Linked DNA regions of Mus musculus: regions 1 and 2 are each linked to region 3. A link is a loop called in an ENCODE intact Hi-C map of the cell type or tissue named here. Cell type or tissue: left cerebral cortex. All regions are shown on one strand.

The links. Peaks named below come from ENCODE experiments on the same cell type or tissue, not always from the same donor. Only the 100,000 strongest peaks of a DNase experiment are listed, where the experiment ranks them.
Region 1: a loop joins it to region 3, with 5 times the contacts of the local background. A loop is called at or near these places in 2 of 42 quality-filtered maps.
Region 2: it touches region 3 in a loop (10-fold over the local background); 37 of 42 quality-filtered maps call a loop at or near these places.

Annotation. Positions count from the first base shown.
Region 1 is chr3:109,269,001-109,277,000 of GRCm38, reverse strand. No RefSeq gene overlaps it. Among named protein-coding and RNA genes, the nearest start is that of Vav3, 68 kb to the left of the region's middle. In left cerebral cortex, a CTCF peak has its summit at 3,642; DNase peaks (open chromatin) are centred at 3,367, 3,767 and 4,141; H3K27ac peaks cover 585 bases.
Region 2 is chr3:109,488,099-109,496,098 of GRCm38, reverse strand. It overlaps Vav3 (vav 3 oncogene), which reads right to left. Exons shown (of 27, transcript NM_020505.2): 3 at 1,263-1,321. Among named protein-coding and RNA genes, the nearest start is that of Vav3, 150 kb to the right of the region's middle. In left cerebral cortex, a CTCF peak has its summit at 4,319 (motif pointing right); a DNase peak (open chromatin) is centred at 4,336.
Region 3 is chr3:109,167,482-109,175,481 of GRCm38, reverse strand. It overlaps Slc25a24 (solute carrier family 25 (mitochondrial carrier, phosphate carrier), member 24), which reads right to left. Exons shown (of 10, transcript NM_172685.3): 10 at 7,073-8,000. Among named protein-coding and RNA genes, the nearest start is that of Slc25a24, 48 kb to the right of the region's middle. In left cerebral cortex, a CTCF peak has its summit at 3,956 (motif pointing left); DNase peaks (open chromatin) are centred at 2,194 and 3,938; H3K4me3 peaks cover 241 bases; H3K27ac peaks cover 195 bases.

The DNA of each region.
Region 1 (8,000 bases), 100 kb before region 3:
TTTCCTCCCCAGCTTGCTTCTTGGTCATGATGTTTGTGCAGGAATAGAGACCCTGACTAAGACAAATTGGTACCAGCAGAGTGGGGTATTCCTGCGACAACCTGACCATGTTTTGGGGAGGTCTGTGGAAGGACTTTGGAACTTTGGGCTTGAAGATCCATTCGTTGTTAAGAGCTCTGTCAGATGTTTTGTAGGAGCTTGGAAGATAATGTTGAGAACAGTGCAGAAGATGGAGGCCTGGCTTGTGAAATTTCAGAGGGAAAATTAAAGACTCTTTTCAGGGCCATTGCTGTTTTGATTGTGAAGATTCTGTAGTTCTGGTTAGCTGGGGCTGAAGAATCAGCTGTGATTAACAAGATACCAGAACTACTAAAGCAAAAACTTTGCATTACTGGGACTATTGATGCTGGTTAGCTGGAGCTAAGAAATTAGCGGTAATTAAGAAGAGACCAGCATCATATCATTGAGGTGACATCTTCTGGGAAGTGTTTTCTGAGAGCACAGTGGCTGTGTTCCAGATATAGCCAAAGTTGTACCTTGTGCTGTGGCTGGACTTGGTAATGTGTAAGGGTCACCCAGGTGGTACTGGTTTTGAAGGCATGAAGGAGTTGAGCAGAGCAGCTGAGGCTTGGCACTGTGAGAGGCCATGGAAGGCCATTGGTGAAAGTGCAGCCTCAGTTGCAATTGATGGCCCAGGACTGAAGGGGTCATGCAGTGTTTTGGAGATGCCAGTACCATGAGATGACCACCAAGAGCAGCAGCAGCAGTGGAGTACAGGCATCTGGAGCCTAGAGGATGACACGTGTGCTACAAAGGGCATGGCTGGAGAAGTGACCCAAGCCCTTGGAGGAGCCCAGAAGATCATAAGTTGGATCCCAGACATTGGACGGTTGGAGATTGACTTTTGCTTTTGATTGTGACTGTGCCCTGATATTTTCCCTCTTGAAGGAAGAAACTGTTTTAGTGGAGCCCACAGTTAAGAGACTTTTAATTGTAAAAAGACTTTGGATTTTAAAAGAGATGGATATTTTAAAAAGATTGAAAATTTAAGAATATGTAAAGACTGTGGGACTTTTAAAGTTATTTAGATCTTGGGGATGAATAAGAATGTAAGGGTTGAGGCTTACTAGTAATGTGTTTGTGTGTCAAGTTGACAAGGGGTCAATTGTACTGGCTAGTTTTGTGTCAACTTGACACAGCTGGGGTTATCACAGAGAAAGGAGCTTCAGTTGAGGAAATGCCTCCATGAGATCCAACTCTAAGGCATTTTCTCAATTAGTGATCAAGGGGGAAAGGCCCCTTGTGGGTGGGACCATCTCTGGGCTGGTAGTCTTGGGTTCTATAAGAGAGCAGGCTGAGCAAGCCAGGGGAGGCAAGCTAGTAAGGAACATCCCTCCATGGCCTCTGCATCAGCTCCTGCTTCCTGACCTGCTTGAGTTCCAGTCCTGACTTCCTTTGGTGATGAACAGCAGCATGGAAGTGTAAGCCGAATAAACCCTTTCCTCCCCAGCTTGCTTCTTGGTCATGATGTTTGTGCAGGAATAGAGACCCTGACTAAGACATACACTGTAGTGGAACTGCGTTTTGTGTGTGTGTGTGTATTTCTGTTGCCATCTTGACATCAGTGCAACTGTGATTACCCAAAAAGGTAAATAATGCCTATAAACATAGTCTCATAGAAAAATGGTTCTCAATTTGTGGGTCACAACCCCAAATCAGATAACCTGAATCTCAAACATTTGTACTATGATTCATAACAGTAGCAAAATTACATTTATGAAGTAATGATGAAAATTTTTTATGGTGGGGCAGAGCATACTACTATGACAGGAGGAACTTTTTAAGCAGTCACTGCATTTGGGAGATTGAGAACCACTGTCACAGAAGGAAGCTCATCAGATCCCCACCTTAGATTGCAGACACTTCCTCCTTCCCTCCAGCTGCACATCCATCGCATGGCCCTGCCTCAGTTGGGGGTGCAGGTAAAGGTGAGGGGAAGGTACAGTATAAGAGGAGGAGAAGGTTGATTGGGGGGTCTCCAATGAGACAGCTCTCATAGGTCATCATCCCTTCTGAGTGGGAGTTTATCAGTGATGTAGCTGCCCAAGACTCACACGTGTTCTTGTAAGTAACTTCTTATCCAAGCTCTTATAAATAACCACAGCAGGATCAATAATTCACCATGCTGGATTCAGACAGAATCATTTCTTTGGTCTATAAGTGCTCTATCTGGGGTAAATGCATGTATCTATAAATCTTCCAAGAGTTAGGCAACAGCTATCTCAGCACAACAATAGGAATTATAGATGGTCTCTAGCTCTTTATGCCTCATAGAGACAAAGAAATAACAGCACGTGCTCTCATTAACTAGCAGAACAATGGGTGCGTCCGCAAATATCAACAGTGTGGTTACTATCCCGGTGTATGTGAGAAGGTTCTAGAGCACAGACAAAGCAGCAACTTCTTGCAGGAGTTGTTAGAACAAAAGCACAAAGGCCTGCAGAAAAGAAGAAACTTAAACCGGAGAATAAAGGACAGGCAGAAGTGTCTGAGCAAGCAAAAGATGGGAGCGCATTTATATCACGCTAGCACTTTATCAAGAACATGAGTCCTGAAGCCCAGCCACCACTTACAGTTCCTGGGTTGGTAGGCAAGTTCCCTCTCTTTGGTACTTCAGTTTCCCTATCTGAACATGGCACAGACAACAATGTATTTTGTAAAGTTTCTTGTGAGCATTAAATGCATTATTGTTAAGTGTTGAGAGGAGTGTCAAGTGTAGGAAGGGTTGGATGGCTGCTGCTACTGCTGCTACCAGTACTATTACTACTAATGTTTGGTTATAGTCCAGATTATTCTCATCTGTGGAGTAAATATTTAGTTTTGTGCCTATGATGGGTTCAAGCCTTGCATGACAGTTGAAAACCCCTGCTCTAAAGAAACTGGAGTGCAAACACAGCAACGAGAGGCATGCACATATTAGCGGGCTTCAGTAATTCAGGTGAGCGATGGCATTGCTCCCTGTATTGCAAGTAGAGCACTCAGACCATGTCAATGCTTTTGCAGGATTTATCAGGGAACACTGTTTTATTGCTACTTACAAGAAGAAAGATCTCAGGTCTGCCATGCATATTTAAGTACTGGTGCCAATCAAGCGAGCATCCTTCCTAAGAATGCTTTTTTTTTTTAATGGCTATTTTTTGCCTGGCAATCTTTAAGGAAGGAAGATAGCTTAACACATCAAAGCAGCATCGTTCATTCTGTGTGCGTTGCCCTGGAGTAATCTTCTCCATGAATCTTTCATGAAACAGACTCCCTGCAATGAGAGTGCGGACTGAAGGTCAGAAAGGGTGAGTCACAGCTGATGTTGGAAGACTCATCTGAAACCATTGTTGACATATTCAGATACTGTCTGCAATGGAGACAAAGAATTCCATACCCTGTATAGCAGGGGTCTAGAGAATGAGTTTTAGCAAGACTACTTTACAACAAATCCCCGTGATAGGAGCCAGTACCCCTCTCTGGACTGTATCTCATTTATTACTCAGCTCCCAGCTTTTTATTTCCACCCAATTAATTGTCAGATGATTCTCAGTCATAGCTCAGATTGCTACATACTTCCTCCCACTAGGATTGCACTAACACCACAGAATTTTAGTGAAAAATCTTACAGTTTATGGAAATCCTAGCTAAGCTACTGGTCTGTATTTATGGAATAAGAACAGTGGAAGGTTTCCAAGATGTGAGCTCAAAGAGGGCCAGCTGTTTGCCCCAACACCCCCTAGGATGTGAAAATGCATTCTGAGGGTGAGTCATGGCGACCAGCTGGCTTTGTAGAGCAGTGAGCCTAGAGCCTTGTGAATACATTATTTTTCCACCAGAGCAGATGACAGTTACCTCCCTTTGTTCAGATTTTAAAAGAATAAAAGAGGAAGAGGAAAAGGAAAAGGAAAAGAAAGAGGAAGAAGGAAAATTTTTCATTGTAATCCCACTGACAGAATAAACAAATTTTGTGCTGAATTTGTTAGTGATAAATTAGAATTCTTCTTCCACAACCTTCACCAAAACATTCATGCACTTCTCAAATGTGACCCTAGATGATCACCTTAGACATCCTCTGAAGACTCTTGAGAGATATGCAAATTCCCCAACGATGCCAGTCAATTTGATGTTATCTAACATTCTGTATATTTCTGTCAATCTCCACAGGTAATTCTGGTACAAATTAAAGTGTCAGAGCTATTGCTCCAACTGTGTGAAAATTTATTTTCAAGAGAGTTACATTGAGTTCCAAAAAGCTTAAATCAAATAACCATTTTGTAGGCTCTTCCTATATAAGTCAACTTACCTATTTACAATCCTCTGATGGTTCCTCTAAAGGATAAAATGCAAATTCCTTAGCTTGGTCTAGAAAGACCTTACAAGCTGGTCCTTGTCCAGGTTTACCTCCCTATATCATACACCACACTTATCCAGTTTTACCTCCCTATAGCATACACCACACTGCAGACCCACTGTGTGTATCTTAATTCCATTCTATGTACATGCCTGGTAGACCCCTCTCCTTATATCATAGTCTTTCTCAGTTCTTCCATAGACAATGAATTGCTATAGCCTCAATATTTCTTTTTTTCCATTTTTTATTAGGTATTTAGCTCATTTACATTTCCAATGCTATACCAAAAGTCCCCCATACCCACCCACCCCCACTCCCCTACCCACCCACTCCCCCTTTTTGGCCCTGGCGTTCCCCTGTACTGGGGCATATAAAGTTTGCAAGTCCAATGGGCCTCTCTTTCCAGTGATGGCCGACTAGGCCATCTTTTGATACATATGCAGCTAGAGTCAAGAGCTCCGGGGTACTGGTTAGTTCATAATGTTGTTCCGCCTATAGGGTTGCAGATCCCTTTAGCTCCTTGGCTACTTTCTCTAGCTCCTCCATTGGGAGCCCTGTGATCCATTCATTAGCTGACTGTGAGCATCCACTTCTGTGTTTGCTAGGCCCCAATATGGCTCCTTGATCACATGTCTCCAAGAGAACCCATTAAGTTATTTCATAGTTCCTCCCTCATCTACCTAAAACCTGAAATAAAGACTGAGCAAATCATGAATAAACGTATTCTCTGCTCTATCTTTGTAGTTGCCTGCCCCTGCTATACATTTGACATGTTCATTATAGTTCATACCACTGTCATTCACAGAAAGAGAACCTGCCCATTTATACATCTTACTCTATGGCAGAAACATCTGTGGTCATGGAAAGAGTTCATATGATCAAATTCTTATCAATGAGATGAAAGTCTGTGTGAAGAGATACTTAGCAATAGAAAAACCAAGTACTTCCATCTGGGGAATCATGAGATTTGATTCCATTATGTTTTTAACATTGAGAAAATAAAACCCTAGATCTCAGATTCCTTAACTATAGAATGGGAGGGAGGATGGAAAAACATCTGCCCTATTTGTCTCACCAATTTTTGTAATGACATAAAACCCCATTTGTCATTAGGGAGATGATTAAAATATCATGTCCTTACGTGTAGTTTGTCTTGTTATATATTAAATATTATCTGAAATACTAAGGACCAATAGAGTATAAAGGTCTCAACCATCAGTAAATTCAGGAGACACTGGGATAGAGGGAAGGAAGGAAGGAAGGAAGGAAGGAAGGAAGGAAGGAAGGAGAAAAAGGTACAGAGGAAGGAAGGGAGGGAGAGAGGATGAGAGAGAAAGAGAGGAAGAGAGAGAGAGAGAGAGAGAGAGAGAGATCATCTATTGAAAATACAGCAATGTGTTTCAATCCAGGGAAACGTCCTATGAATATTTGCTCTATAGACCAGGTGAGGTTTTCTCCCATCTCTGTGTGCCCCCACCCCCCACTCTGCTTTCTGAACAACATGAAAACAACAAAGAGGACTTGTGGTTGTGGTTTTCTTCCTAATCTCCCTTTACATTTTCTATTCCCATGCTCCATTTCCAGGAAAGTGGCAGCCTGCCAACTAGGTTTATTACCATCCTCCCAAGAGCCTCGTGTCAGACAATTGTAGCAGGCTTCAGGTCACTTGTATCAGGTTATCAGGCTCCTTTCAACTCTAGGCTTTTTGGCAGGTATAGGGAACTGGGCATTGCTGAGCAGGATCTTTAGCTCTCATCCTTCTCCACCAAGTACAGTTGATGCTTCAGGCAAGAGTGAAGAAATGAGAAATTGACTGAAATTGTGGATATTCTAGCAAACTCATCAGCAATTCATAAAACTTAGTCATTTAAAAAAATAAGCTTAATGGTTTTGGTGTGCTACTCTGTTTTACAACATTTGAGCCTATTTTTAACAGCCATGTTTAGATGTTATTAATCATGGGATATGATGACTTGTCTATTTTTTTTTTTTCAATTTTTAAAATGCTTTGAGCAAACTCTATCTGCCTAAATGTGCATGCCCTATTCTGTAAGCCATTTTCACTTTGAAGGGAACTGCATGATCAGCGCAGGCTTTGCTATATTGATAATGAACATAGCTATTGATAATGAACAGAGCCAGGCAGGCTTGACTTGTATTAAGAATGATGATCAAAGAGCCTCTAAGCAAAACTGAGAGGAAATAAATAAAATAAGGAAGAGGAGAGGTGTGAGGAGCGGGTGTGGCAGCAGTCCCAAGAAGGTGCCAGGGACTGCAGCTAAGTCTTATGACTTGCACCTGACTTCCTCATACATCTGAAAATAAGCCACAACCATTGTGAGAGCTGCGCAGGTGCACCAGGGTACTGGCAAATCCATTTTGGTGGAGACATGCCCCTACTGCCCTGATTAGCTGAAGCTGCGTGCCTGGTGAGGTTACGTGACCTGCTGTGAGTGGATGGGGACTGAGAGTATATAAGAGTGAGAGGCCCGGGTCAGAGAGAGAGAAAGATGGAAGAAAGAAAAAGATGAGAGAAAGTTGAAGCGAGAGAGATGAAGACTGAAGTTTGCTGAATAAACTGTTGTTAGAAGGACTGGTGGTCGAGTTGTTCTTGCTGGTCGAGAGCAGACGCGACAATTGGTGGCCCGTACGGTCCCCCACCAACGAGTTCAGAACTTTCAGCAGTCAGTGTTTGCCGGCAGGGTAAGTTCACGGTAAGTGAAACTTACGACCCCAGGAGTATGGGAAGGACCTCGGATAAAATAGAGGCGATAAAGCAGGCACAAAGTAACGATAACGTTCCCGGTTTTGGGACAAGTTAAGGTTCCTGGCTTTGGGACAAGTTAAGGTTCACGGGTTTGGGACAAGTTGCACCAAGCACCATTGGGACTTGAGGTTTGCAGAGGAACAAAGGGTTTTAACAAAAGGGGATTTGCCAGTCTGGAAGTTAGTGAGAAATTGCATAGAAGACAAAGATGTGGCGCAGAGCTCCAGAGAGGTAATGAGGTGCTGAATCAGGTGAGAGAAGAGCGCTCTCAGTTGGTTTGGGGGAGAGGGTCTGTTTGTGTTTCCCCAGGATCACCGACAACCACTGTGGGTCCCAGAACGGCTGATCAGGGCAAGCAGAGCTATGAGGACGTGGATGTTCCTGTGGCTGAGAATGCTCCCGCTAGTGAGAACTGAAGAGCTCTGTGTTCCTGAAACCCATGCCGTTGGCGCATTCAAGTATTTCCTCAATTCTTTACATCTAATGCTTCGCTACAATTGCCTTTTTTCTATGCTGCTTCAGCTAAGGGGATTGCTGTGTTTTCAGATGATTCAAAATATTTCACAGATGGGTGATTGTGTTCAGCTGTATCTACTAAAGCTAATGCTACCTGGATTTGAGGGGTGTGGCCTGCCATTATATCCAAGGGCAATGGCACTATACCCTCCCAACCTAGATGGACCCCCCCCTTCCTTTTTGTAGGAGTGTTCCTGATTCCCTTCCACCTTGGGCAGTGCCCCTTATATGTATGGTTGTTATGTGGGGTGAATGGTAGTTGCACTGATCCCTTGCCTCAGGGCTAATGGGAGCCCTGGGATGTATGCTTGTAATAGTGTGTTT
Region 2 (8,000 bases), 320 kb before region 3:
CTCTTTGATATTAAGCATGCTTCTTTCATGTTTATAAAAAGATCCATCAAACTAAAACTAAAGAGTTTCATTGGAAGACATACTTTTTGTTATATTTTTATTATTTAAAACCATTTTAACTTTGAATATATTATTAATTAATTTAATACTTAAGATAGCACAGGGACCTACATTATTACAGTACATACAGTACTTTAATAATGACAAGATAATTTTAAAAGGAAAAAAATTGTGAAAGGTATACTTTGAGAACCAAATACATACAAAGCAGGCCATGTCTGTTTCAAAATCTACTCCTTAAATACAATGACACAACATATATACAGATATGGACGGCTACTCCCCATCGAAGAGCATATTAGAAGGAACTGAAGAGTCAGCCAGCTGACAAACTATTTCTACGGAAAACTGATAAACTCATGGCGCATTTCTGAGAAAGGGTCTGCAGGATGTCCTCCCTGAGACCACTGCGGTGCATCCAGGATCTGGGCCCCGAGCCAGCGTTGAACACTCCTTGGAGACACACTTGGATTCCCACCCTCAGAATATGATGTGACCTTGGCACAAAAACATGAAGCCAAAAGGCAGAGACAAAGCCCTATCATACATGGAGACGAGAAGGCAAACCCTTGAAGAAATCAGGTATGAACCAACACTTCTATCTCCAGGTGGCCTGGCTATATCTTCCTTATTTCCCGTTTCTTATGTTTTTTACAGACTGCTCCTACTTGAGGGCAAAAATCTAAGAAAAATCGTAAACAACAGACATATCTCTACTTTCAGGCTTACCACTGCACAGAGATGACATAGACAAACAAACTACTTCTGAGTTTTCCATATCTTACCCAATCTTTAACACACATCTTTGTGTATCTATCATTTAATGCTTGTCTGATTGTTCCTTAAACTCATAAAAGTTGTGAGTTATTGTTCTGGTCTCTTCTACAGGAAGCAAACACATTATATTTTTAAATATTTATGTATTAAAACATTTGCATTTATCTTAATGAATTATACATATAGAAATGCTGAGGAATTTTTTAGAGAGAGCCATAACCAGTGACAGTCACCAGAAAACTGAGCACAATGTTGAGCCTCACTCAGTTCTATGAATAATAAGTTCTTAATTGCTCAATAAATCTCAAATGTGCATGTGACACTTAAAGTACTAAGCACAAAGAGCTTTGCAAACAATAACCATTCAGGAAATGACATTGCACTGAACTACACGGGAGACGGGAAACACAGAGGCTCAGACTGACCTGATTCCTGTGGCCAATGCTATTGGTGTTCGGGATAGCCGAGATAATGTTTCTATAACCTGGGGGGAAAAGAAGAAAATGTTTATTGTACTTAATAAAGTTCAACACTTGCCTCAAAAGCAACAGCTTTCCCATTCAATATTAACAATGATGAAAATATAAATGTATAGGTTCCAAAAGTGCAAAATGGGAAGAGTCATGACTGGGAAGCTTAAAAGCTCAGACAGTGCCTGTGTTTCTTTTCTGTTAATTTTATGACTTAATTCAGATTACTAATACAGGCGAGTGACAGTCCCCTCCCAGTAAAGTGGAGAGTTAAACACATTAACCCCATATATTTTGTACCTTATACTGGAATATCTTAAAAATCAAATAAATCTGTATTCCTCAATTAGTACTCGCTAGATATGTGAAGCTATTTAACTTAAAATTTGTTTTTAAAAAATTTACACAATGGAGTACTACTCAGCTATTAAAAAAATGAATTTATGAGATTCCTAAGCAAATGGATGGACCTGGAAGACATCATCCTGAGTGAGGTAACCCAATCACAAAAGAACTCACATGATATGTACTCACTGATAAGTGGATATTAGCTCAGAAACTTAGAATACCCAAGATATAAGATACAATTTGCGAAACACATGAAGCTTGGGAAGAACAAAGACCAAAGTGTGGACACTTTGCCCCTTCTTAGAATTGGGAACAAAACACCCATAGAAGGAGTTACAGAGACAAAGTTTGGAGCTGAGACGAAAAGATGGACCATCTAGAGACTGCCATATCCGGGGATCCATCCCATAATCAGCCATTGCATACACTAGCAAGATTTTGCTGAAAGGACCCTGATATAGCTGTCTCTTGGGAGACTATGCTGGGGCCTAGCAAACACAGAAGTGAATGCTCACAGTCAGCTATTGGATGGATCACAGGGCTCCCAATGGAGGAGCTAGAGAAAGTACCCAAGGAGCTAAAGGGAACTGCAACCCTATAGGTGGAACAACAATATGAACTAACCAGTACCCCCGGAGCTTGTGTCTCTAGCTGCATATGTATCAAAAGATGGCCTAGTTGGCTATCACTGGAAAGAAAGGCCCATTGGTCATGCAAACTTTATATGCCTCAGTACAGGGGAACGCCAGGACTAAGAAGTGGGAGTGGGTGGGTAGGGAAGTGGGGGGGGGTATGGGGGACTTTTGGGATAGCATTGGAAATGTAAATGAAGAAAATACCTAATAAAATTAAAAAAAAAAAAAAACTCATACATTGTATTTCCATGGCTGACCTGGCCTGGCTCTAGGCACTCAGTCATCACCGTTTCTGTCACGTTTTGGGCCACACAGATATCACATATTTCCACAGCTCAGCAGGCATCACTGAGCAGCAAAATGGTTGAGCGTGCCAGTTCTTAGCCTGATCACGCAAGATCAAATCCGGGTTTCACATTCATTAGCCAGCTAATTCTAAGCAACTGCCTAAACTCGCTAGTGTTGGCTTCTTCCTCTAGATAGGTCTTCAAAGAATAGCTAATGATCATTAGATTATTGTAAGGATGAAATAACACAGTACATGTGAAATAAATGGTTCAAAGGTAGCAATTCTTTATAATCACTAAAAGAAATTGCTTAGTGCTTTCAAGAACTTTTCTGCTCTAAATTACTTTCGATTATGTATTTCAGTACCTAAGTCCAAGCGTGCTCTGCTGACAGTTTTAGCATCTGTATTTAGTAATCTCACTCCTCTTTCATTTCAATCGTTTGGCAGAAACTCACTGAGGAAACCATCTAGATCCAGAATTCATTTTCTCATTAACTGCATTTTTTTAATGATAAACATGATGGCTCAAACTCTCAAAATCAAGCGCAGCAAAGGAGGATCTGCTATGTGATTCTTTTTGAGTAAGAACGGCAATGGGGGAAGATGCATCTGTCTGGATTGAGGTAGTGTCCTCTAAAAAGCCTCAGCCCCAGGACAGAAGCGTGAGCAAGGATCTCCATCCCTCAAATGAGCCTCTGCGGGGTACCAGTCCCATAAATGGGGTCTCCAAACTCCTGGCTCAGGAGGGAGCCCATTGGGAGCCTTGTTCACTCAGGTGAACCCACCTCTATAAAACATAAATAAGAACAGCTAATTAACTTCCGCGTTAAGTTATTGGCGGGGGTGGGGTGAGAATGTCCATCAAATGTTTGTGAAGTTTTATTATAGAAAATAAAATTAACTACATGGGAAATTGTAATTACATATTGACTATAAATAGCAATCTCCTGTGAATTCTTGGATTCTTGAAAATTGTGAAAAGAATAGGCGTGGCATGGTAGCATTAAAAAAAATGAAGTAGAGTAGACACACATCAGTCGGTTCTGTCTAAACACTCCACAGTGCACAGTTAGCTCAAAACAGCATGTTCTACATGACATGTATATAGACTTGTTAACTTAAAAATAAACCAAACACGGCTTCATCATTTTTAACAAGAGCATAAGGACAGAGGGGATGCTTTTAATGGTTCCTAGGGGTAAAGTGAAGCAAGCGACCTGGAGACCAGGGGAGCAAAGCTAGTGGCTCCAAAACTCTGCGGTTTAACCCTAACCTCCTGCTGAAACACTAGGAAATAAAAATTACTGATATTTGAAGATGCCAAAATTATGTGTTTCTAAGTGAAAAGTCTAGTTTTTTAAAAACATCTGGAATAAGTAGTCCTCAGACCTCTGGCTAAAGTAGGGTTTGAGACACACACCATTGGGATGAGTCAGTGCTACAGAACCCCAGAGAACACCCTGCTTCTGGTTGTGTTGTATGCTGTGGTCTTAGGCCCTCTTAGCAAGAAAAACAACACAGCAATAAAATATTATTCCTGCTACTTTAATGTGCATCTTAATGGCAATTTATTTTGTTCTTTGGAGATAATTGTATGACAACTGTTGATTTACAAAATACTTCACTTTCTGTCTTTGATCTGTCAACACTGAGAATAACTACAGTCTTTCCCCGCCCATGTCCCTTTCCCCCTGGAGCTGGAAAACCCAGATGACAGAAATCATACAGCTTGACTTGTCATGTAAACATGCACCACTAGAGGGAGCCAAACGATAGTCTATTACCTTAGGTCTGCTTTAAGCATTACCTTTAATCATGCTTTGAAAATTTGGTTTAAGCAACTCCTATGATTTAATGGTGGTCATTTATTATATTCAATACTAGAAGATAATACAGCTAAATTCATGGGACAGAAGGGTGGGAAGACTGCATGGTGATCTTACAATGAGTAGCTGCAAGACCCTTCACTTTTATGTCTGTTCTCTTCATCATTCTAATACTAATACTAAATTTAGTCAAAACAAATAAAGGCTGCTTGGTCAATGTGGTATTTTTAGAACAACATCTATTCTATAAAGACGATGTTTACAGACTGTGAACAGACAAAGACACAGATCAATGCCAGATCCTCAAATCCCCTCTATGAATTCCCTGCCCTTCTGAAGCATACAGACAAGAATATTTATAAAATAAAATAAAACAACAACAACAAAAAAAATACCGAAAGACACTAAAAAGCCTATGTTCCATGAAATATGTTGATTTTTAAATGGATACTTCAAAACAAGAGATTGTGGACGTCAGTTTCCAGAAAGGTGGGTAAGGCAGTAAGGACTTAGCAACAGCGAGCTACTGTGACTCCCCGTCCTGACCAACCTTTCCTGCCCACATCCTCTATCCCCACGGGAAAGGAAACACGTGTGTAAAGAAGTCAAGATTTTATTTGGGCTGACATTAATTAGACCTACTGTGTGAGGAAGGTGAGAGAAGTAGGCACGGCTTCTCATTACCACTTTAAACTGGAGATTGCATCCCAGAAGCAACAGGGTCAGTGAGAACATAGGCGAGCAGAGAACAGGGCTAATGAATGGCATTAGTGAAAGGGTGAACAGAGGGGACAGGAAGCCATGGGGAGCAGACAATAGCCAAAAGTCAGTCACACAGGGATTTTCTCAATGGTCCAAGAGTGCTCTGAGACAGCCACGGTGAGACCATAAGAGGTGAGATGTCCTTGGGCGCCCTGGCTGACCACCATGCGGGCTCAGGAGGGACAGCAGGCTCAGACTAGGTAATGAAGGAGTGTCCACTCAGATGCACAACTGGAAACCAGAGATCAAAGCACCAGGCAGCTCTGCTCAAGTGTCACCAGAGTTCCACAAGGCAGCTGGAGCCCAAGGTGCCTTCTCTCTGTGTTCTGCTCCCATCCCAACCTGAATCTCATGTGTCCTCTCTTAGACGGTGGCTATAGTCCTGTCCTGGCACTTATCAGTTCTATAACATTTTCAAAATCAGTTTCTAATTTTTTTTTCTCAAAAGAACTCAAGGTTGTTTTTTTTTAAGCTAATCAGTTGTAAAGGAGTATAGATTATGAAGTAGGATCCTGCCTCAAAAATAGAGAGGACTATTATAAAGCTGTTTTTAAAACCTTTCTAAGATTTTTCTAAAGTGTGCAGGGTCATGCTTTGTCACTAGCCATCAATCACAGCCGTGCCATCATGCATAAATGCACTTTATTCATCTTAATGCCGTGTGACACTCCAGCATACATCAAGAGTCTAGTGATTTTGCCATTATCCCCATGAGTAAGTAGCTATGACGCTCTGATACCAAGTCAGCACTCAGCATCCTCACCAAACGCACACTCAGTTACATGCGGGTTCTGTTGCCGGAAGGATGGTAAAGTGGGTACCTGTCCAGGAGAGAAAGAAAGAGGGGCGTTCTTTAAACTGCTTACATGAACTTAGACACTCTTGTGAGAACGCAGCCAGGCATTCCACTGATAATGACTTTGCTTTCCAGCAATAAAGAACAGTCAGGACAGGTGACCCAAACTGCTTTCTCCTGCTTTGATTCTCATAAGAGTCACTGGACATAAACTATTCTGCTGGCCCCGTGAGTGAAAGAGGAATATTTGCCCTACAAACATCACTGTGAAGATCCTGGATTACACAGGCAAGAATGTGTAAAGGGCTAGCCTAGCACAAGTAATGAAGACGTTAATAAGGGCCTCATGTGAAAAGTTAACAGTAGGGAAAGAGGTGCCCAGATTCTCAACCCTAAAGCCAGCAAAACAGCAGATGAGGTCCCTGCCCCTTCTTCTGTTTGACAACGACTCTTCATTGGCCAGAGCTACTTGACCAGTCAGTTTGTCACTTTAATAACTATTACACGAAGCAAAATGCAATACTGAATAGAGACAAGCTCCAATTTTTAAACTATTCTCTTCAGGAGATAGCACTCTTTACTTACTGGCACATTAGTGTCACTGTTGTAACTTGCAACTGAAGCAACAAGCCATTTCTGCAGGAGCAACTGACGAAGCTCTTGGATGGTCTTGAGTTAAGAGAGACATAGTAATCTAGAATACAAATAGCTAAAAGAAACCATGGGGTCCAACATGCATAGCAACCAAAAACAAGTACTATTTGTGAATGTACCTTCCTGATTTTTCTAAAGTATTCTCTCTCTGATCTAATAGCTGGTTTGAATAAGAATTCCTGGAGCAGTGACTTTTGCAGAGGGGTTAGCTATGCAGGGGCAATCAGGGATTTCAGGTTTGGTCCATGAGTGCAAAATTAACTTAGTGGCTTACAAGGGCTATAGAGTGTCAAAGCCCCACAGCTCAAGTGAGCAGCTGTGGCCTGAGACCCAGGTGTGGCATCAAGGCCCCTGCAGGCTCAGAGCGAATGCCCTATGGAATAGAGACAAACACAGGGTCTAAAAGAGGTAACTGGGAACAGGGGCTTCGGGGTGTTGCTCTGGGAGATTCACACAAAAGCACTGGCACTGAAAGAGAGGCCAGCTGTGATCTAAAGGCAGCCAAGGGAACTAAATGCTACCCTTAACTCCAGATTCTTGACAACGAGGCCCAGTTCAAAACCCAGCCAGATGGTGAGTTGCAGATTAGCAATATATTTCACCTTCAGTCTCCTAGGAAATCAAAAGAACTCATTACATTAATTTCCTTTGCCATTCCAATTTCACACAGTAAATTACCCCATTAGAATACACTGCAGCTCAACGTCACTTCCAGCCACATGTTTCAGAGATTTCCTTGAACACTGGAGAAAAAAAACCACTCCTGGCCTCATCTCCATGGACCAAGCAAAGAAATAATAGCCAGAGGAGAGAGAGAAGCATCCATTCTGATCCAGATTATAAACCACAGGAAACGGGTTTCCATTGTTCTTGAGAATGGTGCGTTTGTAAAGCTTTAATGGGTCTAATTTACATCATGTACTGACTTCAGGGACAGTCACAGATAAAAAGTATTTTTCCTTTTTGAACCACCAAAATTGAACTTATCAAGGGTAACTACCTCCTTTAGGAAGAGTGTGCCCTAGGCACACAGTCTGTAAGCAGATTGGGAGGAAGACTTTCTTCGTTCAAATTCAGCATCCACCTCGCACTTAGTGGACATGGAACAGTAACTTGGCTCCCTTTCGTATGTGCAACCCAAGTCTGTTGTGCAGGTAAGATGAAGCAATCTTGTCTCAGGAGATGCTTCTGTGCAGCTACGGTTCTGCCCACTGCCTCGCCAGCCATGGCCCTAGACCTCCACTGACTCCTAAAGAGAAGCGCCTTCCCTTAGAACCTATCTCCTCTCTCTGTGACCCTCCAAGCCCCACTCTCCTCCCTCCAATAGCTGGACAATCAAAAGATTTTTCCAGAAGCCTTCCCCATGTTTAAGCCTTGTCAATC
Region 3 (8,000 bases):
ATCTTCTCATAGCAGAGCCACAGAGCGGGGGGAAGGTGGGGCAGACTTGTTCTCTGTCCTCATCTGGAGGGAAAGATGCCTCACCTGCTAGCTGCCCCTCTTCACCTAACTCCCTCTCCTCCACTCTCTCACCTCCTAGGACCTCTCAATCATCATCCTTACCTACCACCTCTACTTACTCCTTAGGGGATCGTCTGACTTCATGGCTTTAAATAGCATTTAGATGCTCATGACTGCCAAATGATGCATTTAGAAATCCACAACTGCTGGCCTGAAATGTTGACCTGAATTTGTAATGATTTCTACCATGGTTTTTTATTTGTTTGTTTTGTTTTGTTTTTTGTGTTTTGGTTGTTTTGTTTTGTTTTGTTTTGTTTCCAGTCCCTAACACAGCGGCTCCAAACTTGATTGCATAAGAACCACCTGGAGGTGCCATTAAAAAAAAAAAAAAAGTAGAAGAAGAAAAAGAAGAGTCAGCTATGTAGCCCAGATTGGTTTCAGCCTCAGTTTTTTTTATATCCAAAACTAGGGGTCTCTGCTCTAACCATGTTAGTCACACTGCTTCTCCATCTGCATGACAGGCAACTTTTTCATTCTTTCTTGGGCCAAAAGCCTAGACTCACTCTTAACTCAACAGTTGCTCGTCCCCTATCTAACCAGTCTGCTGCCTAAAAGGGCACTGGAAAACACCATACTTCATTTACAGTTATTTGATCCAAACTACAAATATAAAAAAAAACGTTGCACACAACGTTTAGAGAAAAAGCAATTTTCAAGGACTCTCCTCCGAGGCTCAACACCAGAATCACCTGGGGCATCAGGTTCTCTTCCACCCTCAGATCTCTTTGCCCTGGGGTAAGAGTAAATAGTTTTAAAAGCCAAGCCGCCTGCTACCAGCTGGGTGTGTTGTCACTTGCCAATAATCCCAGAACATTGGAGTAGGGTGCTGACACATGAGGCTTGAGCATTGGATTGGATATTTAATTGGGTGTTCGATTGAGCATTCCCTAGGCTACCTTGGCTAGATGTTGTTGTTGTTGTTGTTGTTGCTGTTGTTGTTGTTGTTGTTGTTGTGTTCATAAAAAGAGAAAGGGAATATGTTTGATGGAGGAGTAGTCAGGTATGGGGGAAGCAGGTGCCTCCAAGGGCCCATACTGAGGCATCCCTTCTTTCCGAGGGACCAGCCACACAACAGTGTATTATAGAATAGAGTTGATTCAGGGCATGGGGAGGGGAGTTGAGAGGGTAGTAGAGACAGAGAGAGAGAGAGAGAGAGAGAGAGAGAGAGAGAGAGAGAGAAGAAGAAGAAGAAGAAGAAGGAGGGGGAGGAAGAGGAGAAGGAGGAGGAGGAAAAGGAGAAGGAGGAGGAGGAAGAAGAGGAAGAGGAGGAGGAGGAGAGAGAGCAGAGGAGGGGAAAGCAGCCCCTTTTATAGTGAGTCAGGCATACCTGGCCATTGCCAGGTAACTGGGGCCGAACTTAAACAAAATGCTACCAGTTGTCGTTGTTGTTTTTAAAACCACTCCAGGTAGTTCTTGTGTGGTCAAGTTTCCAAACCGCTGTGCTAGGAAGTTAAAAATAACTAGTATTAATCAACATTTAAATGTTAAACCGTTTGGGTATCATACACAAAGACAATATTCCAATATTAAAACAAATAAAACAAGCTAGAGAAAGTACCCAAGGAGCTAAAGGGGTCTGCAACCCTATAGGTGGAACAACAATATGAACTAACCAGTACCCCCCCCCCCAGAGCTCGTGTCTCTAGCTGCATATGTATCAGAAGATGGCCTAGTTGGCCATCAGTGGAAAGAGAGGCCCATTGGTCGTGCAAACTTTATATGCCTCAGTACAGGGGAACGGCAGGGCCAAGAAGTGGGAGTGGGTGGGTAGGGGAGTGGGGGAGAGGGTATGGGGGACTTTTAGGATAGCATTGGAAATGTAAATAAAGAAAATACCTAATAAAAATAAATATAAATAAATAAATAAATAAATAAATAAAACGTATTAAAACTGGGATGTATATAAGCATACCCTAGCCTCTTTTTGAGCCATCACTTGAATCTTGTCTAATCTTTGATTTCTCACATTGATTAAAGTCTTTTAGAACTTTTAAACATTGCTCTTTTGCTGAGACTATCTTCCCACTACAGAGAAGCTCACACTCTCAGCTCTCACTGGGCTGGGTATTTCCATTTAAAGCACAGCTTTCTTTTTTTTTTTCCTGTGAACTGAAACTGAAAACACAGGGCAAGGCTAAGGAGGTTAAACAACCTGCAGGCACCAGGCCAGGCTAATCTCTGTAGTGAGTCCAGAGAGAAAGAGAGAGAAGGGATCAGGGGTCAAGGTCGGGGAATGGGGGTTTGTGGGGGGGGGGGGATGCATGGGGCAGTAGCTCAGTGGTAGACTGCTTGCCAGACAGGCACAAGGCCCTAGGTCTAATCCCCAGGCCTTACAGTTAAAAATCAAAACAACAGGAGAATGAGAGGAAGAAGGAAGAGACAGCCTGCACCTACACCTTCCTCCACACACCCTTCTTCCATCCCTGTCTTCAGAAGGGAGCTTCGTAAGAAACCTGAGTGGTCACCCTGGTCTGACATTTCTCCTTCACGTCCTAATTTCTGGGGGGGGGGGGAGGGAGGGTCCCCCCCTCTGATCAAAACATCTGTGGTGGAAGCAAAAGGGTTTATTGGGTGTTTCTGTCTGTTTGTTCACTTGTCTGTTACTGTCATTAGTTGATACTGTTTTGTATCACAGGTTGGCCTCAAACTTGCTACCTAGCCAAAAATGACCTTGAATTCTTAATCTCTCTGTCTCCAATTCCCAAGTACTTGTGCTTCAGCCTGTCCCTCCACACCTAGCTACCAGAATATCTTTTTCTACTTGTTTCTTGAACCAAAAGGAATCCCAGGTTAACGACAGGATGCAATTTGAGTTGCGTGATTTTCCAAATGAATTCCTCTACTGAGCTTAGTGTTCCAGGAACACAGCAAGAATCTATTATGGAGAAACCCCTTTTTTATTTCCCTGTAGGTATGGGAGCACGGGGTGTGTATGCACTTGGTGTGTGCGCACATGTGCATGGAGGCCAGAAGTCAACACTGGATGTCTTCCTCAATTGCTCTGCACCTTAGTTTTTGAGTGAGTCTCTCACTGAACCTGGAGCCCCGGGATTCAGCTAAACTGGCTGGCCAGCAAGCCTAGAGACCTGCCCATGTCTAGCATTGGACAGCTGCGCCTGGGTGCTGGGGTCTCAAGTCCTCATACTCACACAGTAGGCACTTTATCAACTGAGCCATCCCCAGCCCCTCAATTCTTATTTCTTGTAAAACATATCGACCAGAGTATGCCACAAAATCAATGCTTACAACTCCTGTAGAAAAAAACGAAAACCCCATCCCACCCCCCCAAAAAAAATGATCAGAAAAAAATAAATTTTGGGAGCATGTTATTAATTGCTTAATTTATTTTTATTTCCACACTGGTGTCATAAGCTTGAGTTACAATGACACTTCTCAACTGATTTTGGGAAATGAAAAAAATATTTACCCACATAAATATCCCAGCAATATTTGCCAGGTTGTGAACGTGTACCCACAGCTCACTACATCAGCAGCCTTGTTTGTTCTTTCAATCGTGTTTAATTTCACTTTTAAAATATGGCATCTTTCTGGTTTGGGGAAAATATCGTTAAAAGCAAGAACAAGCCCTTCTCTTCAGAGGAGCCCATGAAAGGCTTCTCTGTCGTCTCCTCTCCTGGAATGGTAACAGGCTGACCCTAATTTCACTCCTCTAAATAGGGTAACGGTGGTTTGAGCAGGAAATCTAAATTCGGCCTCCAAGGTAGCCCAGTGATTTTCCAGGTCATAGCAAAGGGAAAAAGCAAAAGTTGGAAGGCTTTGTCCTTTCCCAGGTACCAAACGGCTCCGGCGCTCGCTGAGAGACGTCTGCCACCTAGTGGAACACAGAGGCCACTGATGTTACGTGCAGTGAACAAACCCTTACTGGCCTCAAGAAATAACTGTGGAGTCCACATTGGGCCCCATAAATATGTACAATGACTGATTGTTGCTTTTAAATAACAAGCTTTTAAAAAATATGTGGTTCTACAGCCAAATATAACAGGGCTTCACGGTCCAAACTTCTGTTGATGCTGGGTAGATTAATAGAATAAATAGTACACCACCAGGTGGTGGTGGCATTCAAAGCCAAGTCACAAAATATTCTTTTCTACTAATGGAAACAGCACAGTACCACCACGTTGAAGCCTCCTGGTGAAGCGCTGTCGTGTAAAGTGGAGTGTTTTTATTTGACAGCAACCTGTGTATCCTGGGTGCTTTTTTTTTTTCCCACTCTGAACAGAAACAGTGTGAGGTACGGAGTATACTTAGCCTCTGGCGTGATGATGAAAGTAACATACATGTTGCAAACTCCCACGCAAAGAGCATTTTCTAACTCTTCACATCCATGTAATAAATAATGCAGATCGTCTTTTGGAGATGACTGATACAGTCCCATGCAATTGATGACGTCAGAGCTAGAGCCCACGTGGCTGTTCCTGATTTCTTCTCATTTCATTTGTGGTATTTTTCCAGCTTGTACTAAATGATTGCTATTAATTTCTATTAAAAGAGATACAGGCACCGTATATCTTTGATAGCACAGTCCAGAAGCATCCTTCCCAATTCTAGGTTTGCTTCCTAGTTGCAACTCTAATAGATGGGTTGTGGGTGGGGGCGGACTCTTCCTCCATTGGCTCTTCTACCTGGACGCTGTCTATCGAGCTATCTGCTGTGACATCACATCGCCACACACCAGGGATGCCGGGGGATTTGGACACTCTGTGGATAGAATGGTCTGTTGCTTATGTTAAACAAATGCTAGTAAGGACCCCTTCTGAGTGCGGAGCTCCCTGCCGTGTGGCAACAGAGGTTTCATCCTGAGACACAGTGCAGCAACCTAGAGACAGTCTGAGATTTGGTATCTCTATGTTCCCATCTCTCTCATCTCCAGCCACGACGACGAGTTAGCATTCCCTCCCCTCTGTGACGTGTGAATGTGGGAACAGAAGTCATTTTCAGTGGAAGGCTCTTTTGTCTTCAGGAACACATACACTCCCAGTAGAGTAGATGTCAGGGTCCCAGAGAAGCGAGCAAAGGAAATCTCTCAACATCACAGAGGAAAGGGGGAAACCCAGTGATAGCAAAGGAGACAGATTGCCAGGTTCTAGCCCTGTGTCATCTCAATAGAGCCCATTCTAAGCATAGCACAATGGCTGAATCAGATACATGGATACTGGTGTAAAAGGTTTCTTGGCATTGACCAATGTGGACAGTGACTGCTGTCCAGAGAGGCCAGGATCCCCCGCCCACTGCTTCGGTTGTTAAGTGATATAGGAGTCTCCTGACAGATTTAAGTTGCTTGCATGACAATGTCGCACACCAAGATTCCTGTGGGCACCTGTTTCAAGATAACATCGACTGGCTGAGGGATGTATGTCTACAGGGGAGAACACTTATAGATAGAACTCAGACTAACCTGCTCTGAGACATGGGTAACTCATTGGAAGACAGGGATGTCTAGAAAATGCCATGAGTCTGTGACAGGCTTGGTTTGAAGGGTATCTCAGAATGCCTCAAAACCCTTCAATAGTTCCATTCCAACTCCACCCTCATGAATGACAAAATAACACTACTTGTTTGTTATTGTCTTCATGGGTGTCAACACAAAACAGGATAAGGCCAAACTTAGAAGAAGTGAATGAAAAACTTTTTCCCAATATGGCAAACTTTGTGTGAGGAAAAAAGAACTGAGTGAGGGTAGACCCAAAGCAATCAGCAGGAACAGCTATAGCCCCGTGAAAATCTACAAGTGAGAGTCTCTGTGATTTGTAGGGAAAGGTGTAGATTTTAATGTCTCTAAATTAATTCTCTTTAAAATTTTACCTTCTTCCTAGAGATGGAGAGACTACCCAGGGAACAGGCAGACAGGGGGACCCGAAGAGTAGGGACCTATTCTGTCTGCAATGGAAACATGTTTATCAGAAACAGGCCTTTACCCACCATTTCCCATTACAACCCCAGTGTAAAGACATTTAGATCTTGTTTAAGGAACATCTGTAGAACCAGGAAGTAGAAAAGGAGAACTGTATAGCTAATCGCCTTCCTGAAGCCTTCCCTCATCTTCCATGACTACCTGCCTCTGGGCTCACTTCCCACCAGCCATCAGCATTGGCCTGGCCTCCTTCATGTCCCTTCTTCTTATGGCCACTACCCCTGCCTCTTTGCTCTTTCCAATATTAGTAAGGCTTGTGTCCATTCATCTCCACACTCTTGTTTCATTTTTATGAATCAGATTCTATAATTTGTATCAGAAAACTTTACTCAATTACTCACAAGTAAACTTACTGGTGTTCTGTTTCCCATAATTTTAAGGTAAAAAAAACACCCCTCCCTTCCAAGATGTGCCATGCTAATCTTGCAACCTTGTAATTTTCTTGGTCCTGGAAACCCCTTGGGCTATAATCCTTGCTCTTAAGGTCAGGCGTTGAGTACCATGTGAAACAGTGCCTTGTACCCAAATGCACAGTACCCATAGCAGCTCAGGAAAGGCAAAAGGTTGAGAAAGACTCTCGGGAACCAGTCTGTAAAGTATATTGTTTCAAACCCGCGTTGGTGTTATAAATGCATGACACCAAAAAAGAAAAAAATGTATTATTTATAAATTCTTTTCAAAATGAGTGTCCTAATTAGTTCTGTCAACTGTCAAAGCAAAGAGTCTCAACTGAGGTATTGCCTGTGGGCATGTCTCTGGTAGTCCCTGTGGGCATGTCTGTGGGCAGCTGTCTTCACTACCATTTGCAAATGGAAAGAGCCCACATGGTTCCTGTTTCTTCCTGCTCTGACTTCTCTCAGTGACAGACGGTATCCCATAAGGTGAAATAGCCCTTTCCTCCCTAAGTTGATTTGCTTGAGAGTGTTTTGTCACAGCAACAGAGAGGAGCTAGGACAATTAGAAAACAAGCCATTTTAAAAACAGACAAATATATTTAATACAAATGAGCAGTGACTATGTAGCAATATCAGAATAAGCTGTGTTCAATAGGAGGGTTTTTTCCCCAAAAAAGATACAAGATGTACAGATAAATCAGTCATACCTTACACATGTTCACTGGGAGACGATTCAATTTCATAATGAAGTATGGCCATTTTCATAGTTTTTATCAACTTAAAATTCCAAAGACATTAACAGTAATATGCATTTCCATAATTGTTACACATTTTAAAAAAGGTGTGAATCATGTACCTTAATATTGTCATTCTAGGTATTACTCCAAAATACAATAACCCCGAAGATGAAGCAGAGTCCCCTCCTTTCTTTATATAGTACAAAAATACCAAGACAATGCAGGCATCCGTAGTACAAACCAAGCTGTGTTTTAGAATAAGTTTCATAAACACAGGCCATCTTTCTCTTTGGTTCAAAAAAAAAAAGAGGTAGGTAGGTTTAAAGGTAAAGATTTTCACTAGACTTTTCAGAAAGCAACTATATAGAAATTACCAGAAACCAAATGAGTATATGGACTAAATCTTAAAACATTAAAACTATCTTTTTTGTTTGGTTGGGGTTGTTTTGTTTTGGAGACAGGGTTTCTCTGTGTGCCCCTAGCTGCCCTGGAACTCTCTCTGTAGACCAGGCTGGCCTCAAACTCAGAGATATGCCCACCTCTGCCTCCTGAGTGCTAGAACTAAAGGCATGTGCCAATATTGCCAGGCTAAGACTATCAAACATCTTCTTATAGAAAAAATAATATTTTTCTAAGTTTTAAAATAAATCATAAAAGACTACAAAATCAGCTTTAGTTTAAAAAAAGGAAATGCTCTTGATATTACAAATTTTCTGTCATCTTCCTAAATCTTGAGGCAAGTGAATATGTAGATGAATATTATGCAGATTGAGCCTTTCATTAAAACAGGTAGATGAATATATACTACTATTGAAG